Regions from separate parts of the Homo sapiens genome. Here region 2 is linked to region 1. The links are chromatin loops, found by intact Hi-C in ENCODE. Cell type or tissue: B cell. All regions are shown on one strand.

Region 1 (8,000 bases):
AAAATTTATCTTTAAAAATGAGAAATTATTATGGACACTTTTCCGGTCATGAATCTTAAGACTAAGCAAACTAAGCTTCAGTTTTTTCATCTAACAGCTGACTTGCCAAACTAGAAATAATTACAAATAAATATAATTACAAATAAGACACACTTTATTAACCTGCCAAGCACCCTAACAATCGTTAAGGGATTACTAAATAATGAACTATGATAAAAAAAAATGCCTATAATCACCCCTAAAAATATACTTTAGTTAAATTCTGGTTGCTATATTTTAAGTCCTATATTACCTTTCAAACCTACTTTGTCCCAAGCCAAATTGTTAGCCTTTCCATGAAGCAGTCTGGTATTGAAGAAAAGCACTGAACTGTACTCCAAAAAACAATTTTCAGATTTCCAGTCTGGTGTTATTTCTGCTTTATTCACTAGTTATATAATCCTGCGTTAGCATTTTATTTCTCTAGGCTTTAGTTTACTCATTTAAAAAAAAAAAAAAGGCACTGAACCATACGATCTGAAAAAGTGGGTCATTTTTGTGAAAAAATATTTGGCTTTCACCACCTTGCGCTCTTTCTCCCTTCCCATTCCAGTAACTTTTAGTTAACTGAATTTCAAAATAATTTAGTACATAGCATTAGAATCTTCAAGAGAATTTTTTTTCTTTATGTCTTTCTAAAGAGTCACAGAATCCCATTTCCTCAGCACTCATGACCAAATTTTGAGCCCTTAGAAGGCATAAATAAATTCTACTTAATAGAAACATTTTGTGTATTTCTCCTAAATTGCCAGACCTATATAATTTCTGTACATTGTTTCTACCACTGTTACATAGCAACTACTGGTATGTTTGACTGTTTCTCCCATTGGTATTACAGATAACTATGCCTGCCTTTTCCCTAGAACAAATCACAATGTATTGAGAAGGAGCTTCTAATTACCAACATTATAGCAATCTAAATTCAGGCATTTCACAACTCACTCTTAAACTAGACTAAGAAATAGCTAACTAGTCTTCCTTTGTCTTCAAAACGTTTTATCTAATCAAACCTCTACATGCCATAAACTGGAATGCAGTGGCGATCTCAGCTGACTGCAACCTCCGCCTCCCGGGTTCAAGCAATTCTCCTGCCTCAGCCTCCCCAGTAGCTGGGATTACAGGCATGTACCACCACGTCTGGCTAATTTTTGTATTTTAAGTAGAGATGGGGTTTCACCATGGTGGCCAGGCTGGTCTCGAACTTCTGACCTCAGGTGATCCACCCACTTGGGCCTCCCAAAGTGCTGGGACTATAGGCGTGAGCCACCTCGCCCAGCAAGCAACATTCTTAAAAAGAGACTGGATCAAGTAACTCCTGTTTTAACCTTCCCCACATCTCATAATATAGCTCCAAAATTGTCCAATCACTTCAGTATAGCAATAAAACTTTCTCTACATCTGAAACCCACAGAGGCTAGGTGGATTCAAGAGCCTTTTCCTAATCACAATGTATACTCACGATTCCTCCAAACTTCATGTATTCTCACAGAACTTAACTGTTCCTCCAATTTGGCTGTTTAATGTCATCACAGGCATCCAAACTTAACATGATTCAATTTAGGTAAGTGCATTAACAACTTTAGAGACTGGTAACTGCAAGTTTATAAAGCAGTTTTCAAAAATAAGTTCTACCTATTTCAGTCTGCTTGCTACTATAAAAAATTAAACTTTTTAAAAAGGTAAGATAAGCACTTGAGATCATTAAAGAAAGTAATAGTAACAAATAAGAAACGTCACAATGACAATTTCTTACAAAATATGTCCAAAAAAGATCACAAGTTACAGGCCTCAAAGTACCTGTTATTGCATTTATAACTATTACAAGGAGCAACAAATAAACGACCGGCTGAAGTATATATTAATGCTATGTGGAATCTATAATCATTCAAACACTTTTCATTTATAAGTGACTTCATTTAAGATTTTATAAATTTTTTTATCAACTTTTAAATTGCCTGTAAAATGGAAAATAAATAATTGCAGAATGTATGGAGCAGAGATATACAGAACTCAAAAGTAGGCTAGAATTTACACTGACACACTATCTCCCGTAACTTCTTTTAAAATGGCTCTTTGAAACAAAAAACAAAATGAGGAACTACTTATAATGCAATACATAACATCATAAAACAAGTTCCTCTGAAGTACTAGATTTAAACCAAGAAAGTATACTTAATACTAAGAAAGCCTCCAACAGCAGCATTAGCTGACTTCTAGAAAATAACTTCTACTAATGAGAATAAAGCAAACATACACATAGAGGAAGATGTTCATTGCAGAGTTATTTAAAAAGTCAAAAACAGTGTACTAGTTGCGTTGTTAAAGAAAAAAAGAAACGGGAAAAAAAATAGTTATTTGGAAAGCCAAAGAAAAAAGCAAACAACCTAAATGACAAATAAGAACAGAATGGTTACATAAACTATAGTCTCTCATCCATGTACTAACCAAGCCTAATCCTGCTTGCCTTCCAAGTTAGATGAGATCAGGGGTGTTCAGAGTGGTATGGCCGTAGATGATTTGGTCATGCAAAAACACTGGATTTCAGCCATTGTAACGGCATAAAAACTACATATTAACAGTAAAAGTTCAAGGATGGGAAACGTAAAGAGGATTTTGCTTTTCAAGTCAAAGTCTTTTGGTAAGTTTTCCTTGACTACATACAGGAAGTACTTAAATAATTCAAGAAAATAAGCTTTTTTCCCCTAAAAAGTAATAATTACATCATAAATAAAGCACTATTTAAACAAAGTGCAATACACTCACATAATGGAATTCTATGGAACCACTGGAAAGAATAGGAATCTACCTAACAGTATACTTTTATGGGATGATGTGCAGTGTTACTGGAAATACTAGTTGTAGTAGCAACATATAAATGATTCTATCTATGAAAAAAAGTCATGTATATTCATCAATAGGTGGCACATGCATATTTTTACAGATATATGTTTACAAGTTTATATATGAGAATCAGAAAGGAATAAGAAGACTGATTTTTGGTTTCTATTTCTACACTGTTTAAATTTTTATTAGAACCATCATGTACTATTTTTAATTAGTAAGACTTAAGAAATTGTGTCAAATTAACAATAATGAGAGCATTATTATTGTTAACTACTGTATATACCATGATTCTGACAACAGAATACTACTCAGCAATACAAAGAAGCAAACTACAGATATATGCAATAATATGGATAAATCTCAGGCACATTAAAGCCTTGCTCAAAATAATACTCTGATTCCACTGACAGAAAAGTTCTACAACAGGTAATACTAATATATAGTGTAAAAAAGGCAGAACACTGCTTTCTTCTAGAGGTAGGTGGGGGCATGGGAAAAGAAATGAGTAAATTTTCCAGGGCAAGGGTAATGTTATCTTAACAGGTGACTGGGTTACAAAAATGTATACACTTGTAAAAACTATAAAATGGTACACTTAAGATCTGTGCACTTGATTGTATCTGTATTCTAAAATTAAAATAAAACTAAAGTACTGAAGTAAAGCATGGTATGCATGCTTTAGGGGTAAGTGCACTGACATCTGCGATTTACTCTGAAATGAACCAAAGGATAATAGTGACAAGCACACTAAAATGTTAATGGTAGAATCTCAATGACGGGTATGTCACTGTAAAATTCTTTCAACTTTTCTGTATATTCAAAATTTTCAAAATAAAGTTGTAGGGCAAGGGCAGTCAAGGAAAACCAGGCAGGAAAATTCTAAAAATGAACATTATTGACAGAGGACTAGCCTTTCATCACCAAAAATAAGAGAATAGTGTAAAAGATATAGATCAATATATAAAAAGTCTAGAATAAACCCAAATACACATAAGAACTTAGTATCTATTTAAGGTTGCATCTCAAATCCCTGGGAAAACATGGATTATGCAGTCAAGTTTTATAGAGATAACTTTGTGTGCATCTGAATAAAAATACATAAATAAGGCTATATCCATACTTCATACCTGGATTTTCTTTAAAAATAAGATCATAAAGGACATGGATGATACTACTTGAGAAAATACAGTGACTGGTTTCCATTTTGCCTCACTGACTTCTCGTGGTAAGTCACAGTATGATTTGTAGCACGCATATAGTCAATTAGAGTTCATTAATTGACTGGTAACCCAATTAGTATGCTGGCATACAGTAAGCACAACTAGTGATAGCTTTCGCTATAATATCACTGGCAGTAACTTCATCTCAAAATAGGGAAAGTTTTTCTGACTATGACTACAATAGAAAATCCAAACCCCATGAAATAAAGGATAAATTCAACTACATAAAATGAAGCATTTCTTTTTGTGTGTGTGTTTTTTTGAGACAGTCTTGTTCTGTAGCTCAGGCTGGAGTGCGGTGGCGCCATCTAGCGTCACTGCAACCACCACCTCCTGGGTTCAAGCAATTCTCCTGCTTCAGCTTCCCCTGTAGCTGGGATTACAGGCGCCCACCACAACACCAGGCTGATTTTTATATTTTTAGTAGAGACATGGTTTCACCATGTTGGCCAGGCTGGTCTCGAACTCTTGAACTCAAATGATCCACCCACCTCAGCCTCCCAAAGTGCTGGGATTACAGGCGTGAGCCACCGCACCCAGCCGAAGCATTTCTATATTAGAAAAATTACCATAAGCAGAATCAAAACATAAATGTCAGTATGGGAAAGAGAAAGTTGCAGATCATATCACAATTTCCCTAATACATGAAAAGCTCCTACAAATCAACTTTTTAAGAAACCAACAATGTATCAGAAAAACTAGGGAGTGTATGAACAATCAACAGGAAAAAATATATAATACGTAACACTATATATAATTATATATTATACAAGAATACATAATTATTATATAATTATATATTATGCAATACATTATTATATAATTATATATTATACATTATTATATAATTATATATTATACAATACATTATTATATAATTATGTATTATACAATAATACATAATTATATAATAATGTATTATACAATACATAATTATATAATTATATATTATACAATAATACATAATTATTATATAATTATATATTATACAATAATACATAATTATTATATAATTATATATTATACAATAATACATAATTATTATATAATTATATATTATACAATAATACATAATTATTATATAATTATATATTAATTATATATAAAATATATAATTAATTGTATAACGGTAATATATAATTAGTAATTATATATAATTACATTATATATTATTTATGATGTAACCATTACTTTTTAGGAAAAAAGCTTACTTTCTTAAATTATTAAATTAATCTCTGGAGCATTATATATTATATACAATAATTATGTAAGTATTATGTACTATATATGTAATGGTTACATCATAAATCACATATATTCTAATATATTAGTTATATAATTATATGTTATATATTATATATAAACATAATTAATATGTAAAATATGTTATCCATATATAATTTATATATATTTATATATATAAATAAACATAGGAAAAATTTTTCAACCTAACTTTTATAAAACAAACACACATTAAAACTATGTTAGCCATTCCACCTCGGGCTGGATGTGGAACATCACAAGAGACCACTGCTCTCACCCCAACAAGAAACAAGCCGCTTTAACTACAAAACTGTAGTATTTTTTAAAACCCAACAAGCTTGAGAAGACCAAAAAAAAAAAAAATCTGTAAATGAACTAACTATATTCTAGAAAGTGACAAACTCTTCAGAAGAGCAAAGAAACTCATGTTTACTCTCATTCCTGGTGGAAAGTCAGGAAGAAAAATCTGACTCCATAGATGGAGGTACAGAGAAACCAGCGAAACTTTAAATCATCTTTTAGCAGTCATATACACATGCTGTCGAGAGATTAGAATCAGAAGTACCACAAGCCACAAAGTGAGTCTACAGCCACTCATCAACACTTACTAACCAAAGACTCATGAGTAATTCTGGGAGCAAGGAAGAACTACAAGAGATTACCAAGGAACTACTAGCTTCCAGCTAACAAAGTCTGAGTGTAGAGCACAAGGGCTGAGTGAAACCCCTCTGAGGCATTCTTGGGTGGGTTACCATTCAAAAGACAAGGAAAGGAGCAACAATGCTGAAAAACAGTTCCAAAAGTCATAAAGGCAGGAGGTAGGAGTTAAGAACAAAGATCTCCCCAGCAATTCAAAAACCTGGAACCAGGGGCATCTGATCTCTCAAGCTGCCCACTTGGCCCTCTTCCAAGTGTACTTTACTTCCTTTCATTCTTGCTGTAAAGCATTTTAATAAACATTCACTCCTGCGCTAAAACTTGCCTCAGTTTCTCCTTCTGCCTTATGTCTCCTCGGTCGAATTCTTTCTTCTGAGACAAGAAGTGAGGTTGCTGCAGATCCATATGGATTTGCAGCAGGTAACATACATCAGTTCCGCATGACTTGAGTACATTCCCTACTTGTAAGAGACCTGTACACAGTACCATCTTCGGCTGGAGACATTCAACCCCCATACAGTTTTCTTCTCCCATTCGCTGTCTGGCTTACTAATCAACCCTCAGAACAATTCCTCTTGGTCACAAGTGGCTCTCCTCCCCCCGTATGACCACTGAGATCACCTTGTGGGGGTGGGAAGGACCTTGGGGTCTGCACCGAGTGGACCTGAGGCACTAATGGCCCTCCTGGGCAGGAGGCTCACGAGAATGATAGGGTTAAAGCCTAAAACCGTGCAGTGCTTGGGGTTTCCTGTTTTTTCAACTAAAATCAGCTTTTCTCCAAGAAGCTGCACTGCCTATTCTTTTTGTGTGTGTGTGTTCTGAAATGGCTTTGTGCACGTGCTGGACTGTTCACCTTGGGGGCAAGTCTGCTTCTCTGTTTTCACTCTACATGCCACGTGACTTCTTAAACACACACTTCCTATTATTTGTGCGCCTGCGGCTTTTACTGTGTTTACACAGTAGCAAAGCCGGGATCCCCCGCAGATATCCCCTGAGATTTGTACTTGTTCTTACCCTACCAGCTCAAATGACCTCCAACCTTCCCCTCTGCTGGCACATTGTGGGGACAAACACTAACTGGAACTGCCGCTCTGCTAGCTCCTTACGACTTACCATATGCTTTCCATTCCAGCCCCATGGCTGAGTTTTCTGGTGGCTTTTGAAGCAGTTTGTCAACCTCCATAAAGGCTCACTCTGGCCCTTCAATGATTCCACCTACTTGCTTTTTGAGTTAGCACCCCTTTGGTAGGAAGAGAAATTCTTCTGCCATTTGCGAGTCCTTACCTCAAGCCCTAAGTCCTCTAGAGGTTACTACTTTCTGTCAAGAGGGCAAATAAACGTTGCCCTCTGGAATCAAAGTGCCGTTTTTGGAAGCATATAAAGGCTTTCCATGAGTATTTCTCTTGCTTCCTCCCAACTTCCTTCTGTAGCATCCATTTCTCTATTCCGTGCCTTTCTCAACATGCATCAAGACCTTCAAGGTCATATTTGAACAAAAGGAAGTCCAGCCCCCTTGTAGCAATTAGCTAAATTTTATTTTATTTTTATTTTTGACAGAGTCTCGCTCTGTTGCCCAGGCTGGAGTGCAGTGGCACCAGCTTGGCTCACTGCAACCTCCGCCTCCTGGGTTCAAGCGATTCTCCTGCCTCAACCTCCTGAGTAGCTGGGATTACAGGCACCCATAACAACACCCGGCTAATTTTTGTACTTTTAGTTTGGACGGGGTTTCACCACATTGGCCAGGATGGTCTTGAACCTCTGATGTCAGGTGATCCGTCCACCTTGGCCTCCCAGAGTGCTGGGATTACAGGTGTGAGCCACGGCACCCAGCCCCAAAGGGAAAATTCTCATTCTGCCCTCAAAGCATTTGAAGCCAATGGTGAACTGAATCAAACGAAAGTTGTTACAAAGCCCAGAACCAATCAGACTACAGGGCAACTGACTCAGCCTCCACTCAAGTGGCCTAACAAAAAAAAG
Region 2 (8,000 bases), 790 kb before region 1:
ACACATCCCCCTGTTGTATTTTGGCGCATAGAATTGGTTCTGATAGAAGTAAGGGAGGAGAAAGGTAAAAGAGAAAAAACATAACCAAGGAGAAAGCTCAGCAGACATACATGGACAGGTAGATCAATCCGTGAGACATTTCAGGATGAACACTGGCAGTCTGTTACCACTGTGTGAATGTGTGCATTAAATAAAATATTTACAATAATCTTTTTTCCTTTTTCTTTGAATACAAGAATATGACAAAAATGTTTTCAGTGGAAACAGGCAGTAGACTGTGAAATCGCACTAGCCACAAAACGGTCTACCAGAAAGCTAGCCCAGTTTAGTGCTCAGTTTCAAATGCATAGAATGTTTGCCCTGCAAACAATGATATACAACATAATTAAATAAATAATGCCTAACCAGAGTGAGACCTAATTGTGTTTCTTTCCACACCTTTCAGATCATGCATGATTTCAGTCTTGTTAATCGGCAGGTTTTTTTTCTTTTCTCATTTGTTCTGTTTTCAATGTTTTAGTTATGATTAAAGGATGGTAACAAACCATCTCTACGAGAGATCCAAAGAGTATCTTGTACACAAAGCAGGCATTTTACCTAACCACCTTCAACTATCTTAATTTTTTAAAATCCACCAGCAGCTTGTAAGGTACCTGATTATTACTATGAAATACTATACATGATTTTCTATTTGGGAGACTGGTAGTGCAAATTAAAGTTCTTGCTACCCAACATTTATCCCCTGTAATAAATGACTCTTGAATAATAAGAACAAGTAAAAGGAAACACAGTTGTTCTGTTTTCGCCCAACATGCAGACCTCTTTGAAACAAATGGGGGTGGGGGCACTTTAAATCTGTCTTCCTCTTTTCTGGGATTTAGGTGATTTTCTCACAGCCAAGTCCTACCGCAAAAGAAAGCAGGAACTTCTCAACATTTCTATAATTTCATGTCCTCCAAGAGAGGAAGAAACGGGACCTAGAAGAGCAAGATGAGTCTCGTTCAGTGGAGAAAACAGGAGAGAGTATCTCTCCTAATAACTTTCACCCCATTAGTCTATTTGAATCAACAGGAAAAATCAGTAGTTTAAACCTCTCTCTAAAAAAAAGATAAAACTGAAAGGGCAAGTTAAAGTTCTATGAGTGGGAAAAGCTTATTTTGAAATTGTCTAAAACTAGATCTTCGACATAAGAGGAAAAAAAACTGTTGTTAAAATTGTTTCATTTTCCTAGAATAAGATATCTCGAAGCTCCGGAATTCTGCTTTTTAGTAGCTCAAAGACTATGCCCTTCTCTCCAAAGACCCCCACCCCAACAGGACCAGGCCACCAGAGTATAGGCAGGGCCACGGGAAAACTTGGATTCCACCTAAGCAAGCAGCCAGCCTCCCCCTGACCCTCTCTTTTCAGCTGTGCTCCCACTCACTTCCCGGGATTGGAGAGCAGCCATAGGCCTCTCATTGGAACGGAGGAAATAAAGAGGATATGGATGGGGTGGAGGTGAGAGAGGGAAAAATTAAACACGCAGACAGAACAACTAGCTTTGATACCCAGAACTTCAACTTCTCGCTCGTTTGGTTTTCGTTTTTCGACTCAGTTCGTGCGTGTAGGGTTGGGGAGGTGGTAATAATGGTGGTGCTCTTTTTTCTCTTCTATGGGGGAAAATGAAGTTGCAGATTATGGCTCCCCGGAGTTAAAATTTCTAAAGCATTTTCCTTTGCTTTTGTTCTGTTTTGTTTTAGTTTGTCTTTATTTGTCTAGTTTTTGGTGGTTGGTAGGTTTGTTTTTGTACATAGTTCCTTGGTCCCCAGGATATTTAGGTAAGTGTCTCTGGTCAGAAACAGTCCATTTTCCTACCCTTCCCGCGTCTCCCCCCACCCAAACCCCAGAACCATCCTGCTCCTTAAAACCCCTGCTCGGGTCTCCGCTTTCCTTCCCCCCACTCCCCACTCCCCCGAATGCTCCCCCCCTTCTCCCCTACCCTATACTCCAATCCCCACACCCAGCACCCCAGTCCTCAAGGCTAGGGGACAGCAAAGGCAGGAAAATCAGAGAATGGGTGGAGGAAAGAGAGCGAGAAGGGACTCCCCAAATGCAGGCAGGATAACGGACACTCCAAATCCGAGGGGAGGCAAGCAGAGGAAAGCCCCCCAAAAATGCCTCCTCAGCTCCCCATTCTGTCCCGCCCGACACCTCCCAGCCCCCTCAGTAAGTGGCAGAGAATTTCATCCGCTTCTGCTTCTGTCTCTGGTTGCAAAACCACACCCGCACCACGTTCTTTTTGAGGTCCAGTTTCTCGGCGATGGCGGCGATCTTCTCGGACGAGGGCCGGGGCTGCACGGCGAAGTAGGCCTCGAGGGAGCGCTTCTCGGGCGCGGCGATGGAAGTCCGCTTGCGCTTCTTCTCGCCGCCGTTGAAGAGCTCAGGCTTGTTCATTTTCTCGCGCTGGGCGCCCTCGGCCTCCTCGAGCCACGCCTGCAGGATGGGCTTGAGCGCGATCATGTTGTTGTGCGAGAGCGTGAGCGACTCGAACCTGCAGATGGTGCTCTGGCTGAGTGAGCCCACGCCCGGGATCTTGAGGTTGGCCAGCGCCGAGCCCACGTCGGCCTGCGTCACGCCCAGCTTGATGCGCCGCTGCTTGAAGCGCTCCGCGAACGCCTCGAGCTCGCGCGGGTCCGTGTCCGAGTCGCAGATGGACGCCAGGCCCGCTGCGCCCACCACGGCCGCCGCCGCCGATGCCGCTGCCACCTGCCCGGCCGCCGCCGCCGCCGCTGCCGCTGCCGCGCCGTGGTGCGCCGCCGCCGCCACCAGCCCGGGGTGCGGCAGCCCGGACGGCATGTTCATGGCGGCCGCCGCCGCGGGGTGCGACAGGTGGCCCAGGCTGTGCATATGCGGGTGAGGGTGCGCGGAGCCGCCCAGGAGCCCGCCGCCCGGGCCGCCGCCGCCGCCCCCCGGGCCGCCACCGCCGCCTCCCCCGGGGCCGCCGCCCGGGCCGCCGCCGCCGCCCGGGCCGCCACCGCCCCCCGGGCCGTCGTGGGCGCCGCCGCCGCCGGCCGCCGCGCCCGCGCCGCCCGCGCCGGCCATGAGCGCGAGCGACGGCGAGGAGATGTGGTCCAGCAGATCGCCGGGTTCGAGCGCCTGGTGGTGGTGGTGGTGGTGGTGGTGGTGCGCCAGAGGCACCGTGGAAGTGGACGTGCACGGCACGCTGTTCATCGTGTGGTACGTGGCGTCCGGCTTGAAAGGATGGCTCTTGCCCTGGGACACGGCGATGTCCACGGCCGCCAGCGCCTCGGCCCGCGCCAGCAGCGTCTCGTCCAGGCTGGCGAAGAGGTTGCTCTGCAGCTGCAGGCGACACAAACCAAACCAAAAAAACCACAAAACCAAAAGAGCAAAACAAAACAACAGAAGAAACACACACACAGGCCGGAAAGCACAGCATGCGAAGGGCAAACACAAAGCAACCAAAATAACAACGGGTTTGGGGGCAGTGGAGAGCGGGAAAGACGGAGAGGGGGCACATTGACGACCAGGGAGGGGGCAGACGAGAAGGGATGGGAGCGTGGAGAGGGGGACAGAAGTAGGGAGAAAGGGGGACACAAGAACACATTCCGGAAACGGGCGTGGGAGACGAAAAAGAGGGAAAAGAAGAAATGGAAATGTAACTCGCAGCTGGGGACCCGTGTCACACACCCGAGCACGCACAGAGACTGCCTTTCTGAGGCGTGAAATTAACAGAGAAAGTAGAGGGAAGTCGAGAGTCCTGGCCCCAGCGCTCCCTACTCCGATCGCAGGCGCCTGACGCGGAGGCAGAGGCAGACAGGAACACGACATTAAGGGCCGCCGGACAAAACGTGCCTCGCTGCGGGACTGCTCTACACCCCCTGCCCGCAGTTCCCCGCACCGGGACCTGCACACACCAGCCCCCGACATGCAGCGTTTCGGAGACGGGGAGGGGCGGGCGCGCGGGCCGGGGCCGCGGGCGTGGGGCGCTTACCGGCGGCGTGGGCAGGCAGGCCCGCCGGATGGCCTCGGAGCTGGAGTGCAGCGACGGGTACTTGTGCTCAGGGAGGGTGGGATGCATGGCAAAGTGAGGCTGCTTGCTGTTCATGGACATCATCGTGGCGGCTTGGCATGTATATCCACAAACACTCCGAAAGTCCGCGGGAAAGTGCGTACGCCGGCTCACCCGGCCTCCCTTCGGAGGCTGCAGCCGCGGCGGTCGCGGCGGCTGGCGGCGGCCCCGCCGCGGGCTGCTGCTGCTGCTCCTGCTGCTGCCAGGCGCTCCCTCTGACCGCGCAGAGCGCCGCGCGCCGGCCTCGCGGTCCCGCTTCTCCGACAGCTCTAGCCCCGCGCGCCGACGGGATGCACTCCTCTAACACCTGAGCCCCACTTCTCGCGGCCGTCCCGGGGAGCTCTCGCGAGAGCTCGCGGCCCCACCGCGCTGACAGGCATCAGCTGTCTCCGTCTGTCTGACGCGCGCTCTCCTTCTCGGCGGCCCCGTGCGTCTGCGCGCGCGCGCGCTCGTCCGGCCGCGACCAGCGCGTGGGAGCCGCTCTTATAGTGACCACCAGCAAGGACAGCGCAGGTGATGCACCTGTAGCTACCCGGGCATGCGCACTGCCCGCCTCACCTTTCCCACCGTGGTCTGGAAAGATCAGAAGGTCCAGCTATTGTCTAAGGGTGGGCACCTTTTAGAATAAAAAAGACGAGATGCGCGCACGCCCCTCTATGTGTGTGTGTGTGTGTGTGTGTGCGTGCGTGTGTGTGTATGTGTGTATGTTTCTTCTCCCTGATAGCAAGCCTTGAATATATGAGCATTACTTAGGCATTCCTCCTCTTCGGGATGCCTAACAAGCTGTTGTATAATGTATACAGCTGGACATTTCTACGTTAAATTATGCCCGCGCATTCCTCTGTATACAGTATAAATAACAACACAGAAATGCAGAAGGTGCTGTCTTTTGCTGCAAGAACCTGTTTCTTTAAAGGTTTATAAATAGGTTCCTGGAGAATAATCGCGGTGACAGACATTTGTTTGAAGCAGTCAGACGCTATTGATTTCCATATAATTTAATTTCCTCCGCATACTTTTTTGTTGTTGTTGTGAATATAACTGTGTCAGGCACCGCCAGTGACAGCCACTTAGGAGCCACAAGGAGCGTGTGCTTTCTACTCGGGAAAAGCTGTTGAAATGAAATTGTGCATTTCTCTTATTGTTTGTCTCCTTCAACCGTGTACAAACCCACGTTTCAAACGAGCTCCGGGTGATCTAAGGCTTCTAGTAATCAAAAGGAAAAAACAGTTAACAGGGTGTAGTTGGGATCCTTCCTCCCCTCAGCGTACACACACACACACACACACACACACACACACACACACTTTATGCTGGGAACTCCAGGAAAACTGCTTCAGAGAAAAGGGAATAAGATGTTGAAAAGAGAACTTTCTTTTCCCTTCCATCTTTTTGGCTTTTTGCCTCATATCTCTGCCTGCTTATATATATTTTTTTCAATAGGAGACAGATCAAACTAACTTACAGGAAAGCTTGATTCAAAAATATTAAATCAAGCCAATTTGAAAGAACGGGGACAAGCTCTGGTCCAGTTTTTAAATTTTTAAAAAATTATTGTGAAATTAAGACCTAAAAAGAATAAATCAATTAGCCAACCTGTTATATGGCCCTTATGTGGTAGCAGATCAAGAGCCTCCCAGGGGAGCCACAGTTCAGGTGCCAAAGTCCCCAGGGAAGGAGCACTTGCTCGCGGTGATAATAACCTAACAGCCCAGATGTTATCACATCTGCGGTAAGAGAGCTGGAGAGCAGCAAGGGGCTGCTTATGGAAAGCAGAAATCAGATAATCTTTCTGTTCTCTCCCACACCAAGGAAGTCTGTATTTCCACCAAAGAGCAGATCTCATTTCTATAAACCTAAATTTGCGTTCCCGTGGATTTTATCTTTCCTCTGCACAAATGCATGTGTGTTTAGCATACCCACTCACCTACTCAGATTCCAAGAAGAGCCCACAGGCGTCACCATGGCTTTTTCTTTCTTTCTTTTCATGTTCCCCCCCACCCCCTCCCTTCCTTCTAGCTCCAGAGGGAAGTGAGAAGGATGTTCACTTGCTGGTGAGAGAAGGAGCTGGTTCCATCCATTACGCAGTCCCCTGGGAGCGCTAAATGCAACTTTATCTCAACGGGGAGTGGACGATGAGCAGGACGTCGCTAGAGGGAAAGAGTGAGTCCTACGGTAGTCATCACACCGGGAGTCCGGGCTTAACCTAGTCCTTCCTGACACCCCTGGTGGCCGTTCCCTGCGCTCTCTCTTGACGGGAAAGAAAAGGCCCCCACAGAGGGTGAGGGCCTGGAACCTGCCCCTCCCCTCTCAAGGAAGCGCTGGTCTTTAGGGACCCTGAAGGGTACAGGAGCAACAGAAAGGTAAACAGTACAGGTTTGCGGCCGGGTGGGGCCTCTGAGAGCCAGGTGAGCTCCTGAGTACCCAAAAGGCACCTCGGTTCACCCTCCAACCCTGGGAGGCTTCCATTAAACCCAGCGGAGAGATGCCACCTTAGCCTGAAGTTAGGAGTTAGTCCCACCAAGATTTCCTTCCCTGTTCACCTCTCTTTCGACAACAGGAATACCCCACCTTGGGGTGAGGCCAGATCTTTGCTTGGGGTATTGGGTGTTTTGATGGGACCAGAAACATGAGGGCTATGGGTACAATCCTCCCTCCCCCTCCCACCATGGATAGGAAGCCCATCTAGGATACATCCATCTTCACTATAGCACTTAGTGCAGAGTTTGTCACAGGAAAAGTACCCCACCAAAAAACACGTGTGTAGGAAGGAAGAGAGGCCAGTTTCGGGTAGCCTGGGGGAGGGGTGGTGGCCTAGGGGCTGTTCAACAATCCAGGGCTGGTTGGAGATTGCAGGAAGATCCCTGGGTGGGGGGATGGGGGGGTCTACATTCTCCTTAAAAAGGAGGGGTGTGTTTTCCCCAGGCAGAGCTGTAAATTTTTATTCCAGCCTGTTCTTTTTCAGGAGCCAATTATTTCACTCCGCCCTCATTAACTTGCTACCTTATCTTCCTTCCTCAAATTCTTGCTGAGCGGTAGTCTGGCCCAGTACAAGACACTGGAGATAAAATGAGGTATACAATATGAGTACCTGCCCTGCAGGAGGTGACAGTGTATGTGCGTGGGGAAGCCACGGATAAAAGGCATCTATGACACAGGTATAACAGGTGTGATGAGAGGGATGTGTATAGAAATATGGAGCGGGTGATGCTTGGACAGTTATCATGCCTCATCCTCGTTGGTTCTCAGCCCAGGCTAAAGAATAGGGCATGCTGGCACATCTGCAGGCAGTTCCCTGGACCATATCAAGCCTCTCCCTACTTTCCTCCTGATGCGTAAAAGGAAAAGGTGGTGGGCTTGGGCTCAGCTCACCCATATGTCACTGTTTTGTTTTCCTGGTTTGGCAACTGCTGTAACTCGTTGGCCCCTGCCTGTGCTAATGATACCCACATGGGGTCTGAGCCTTGGCATAGATTCCTGGGCAATTTTTTTTCCTTCTTATTTAATGACCAACACAGATCTCCTCCTCCTCCTCATCTCATAGCTTTGCATTTTATCAAGAGAAGGATAATGAATGCACAACTATTGATTTCCAAGGAATTTCCGCCCCCAGGGACAGGGAGTCTATCATGTGGATCAGAGACACATTTCTTTCCCTCATTAATTAATTTTCTCCTCCTCCTTTGGCAGGCCTCACTTCCCGTTTCCTTTGGCAGCGCCCTTTTCCCGACCTAAGGGAGCAGACCTTCGTTGGTTGGCGTGAGGACTGGCGGGAGAGGTTTTGTGCCAGGATCCGCACTGTCTGGGGTGAACGCTCCTCACCTTTGACCTGAACCGCCAACTTCCCATCCTCCACTTTTGGAGAGCGCGCCTGATAGCTGCTGCCCACCTGGGCACTGACATCCTCCTTCCGACCGGGTGCGGAGAAAGT

What was found. A loop is a pair of places that touch in the nucleus more often than their neighbours do. Peaks named below come from ENCODE experiments on the same cell type or tissue, not always from the same donor. Only the 100,000 strongest peaks of a DNase experiment are listed, where the experiment ranks them.
Region 2: a loop joins it to region 1, with 5 times the contacts of the local background. A loop is called at or near these places in 3 of 110 quality-filtered maps.

What each region holds. Positions count from the first base shown.
Region 1 is chr13:79,387,079-79,395,078 of GRCh38, forward strand. All of the region lies in intron 1 of RBM26 (RNA binding motif protein 26), which reads right to left. It also overlaps the pseudogene RNA5SP33. Among named protein-coding and RNA genes, the nearest start is that of RBM26, 15 kb to the right of the region's middle. RefSeq lists enhancers at 6,119-6,178, 6,189-6,238. In B cell, CTCF peaks have their summits at 4,422 (motif pointing left) and 4,626; DNase peaks (open chromatin) are centred at 2,203, 4,413, 6,013 and 6,973; H3K4me3 peaks cover 2,552 bases; H3K27ac peaks cover 3,886 bases.
Region 2 is chr13:78,599,213-78,607,212 of GRCh38, forward strand. POU4F1 (POU class 4 homeobox 1) reads right to left here and starts at 4,340. Exons shown (of 2, transcript NM_006237.4): 1 at 3,992-4,340; 2 at 1-3,339. The coding sequence starts at 4,114. The coding sequence ends at 2,203. It overlaps OBI1-AS1 (OBI1 antisense RNA 1), which reads left to right. Exons shown (of 6, transcript NR_047001.1): 4 at 6,089-6,232; 5 at 7,760-7,998. LOC780529 (a long non-coding RNA gene) reads left to right here. Exons shown (of 1, transcript NR_158457.1): 1 at 1-407. RefSeq lists a silencer at 4,131-4,290 and an enhancer at 7,408-8,000. In B cell, no CTCF peak of the experiment used is centred here; DNase peaks (open chromatin) are centred at 2,489, 3,519, 3,579, 4,399 and 5 weaker places; H3K4me3 peaks cover 2,957 bases; H3K27me3 peaks cover 7,153 bases.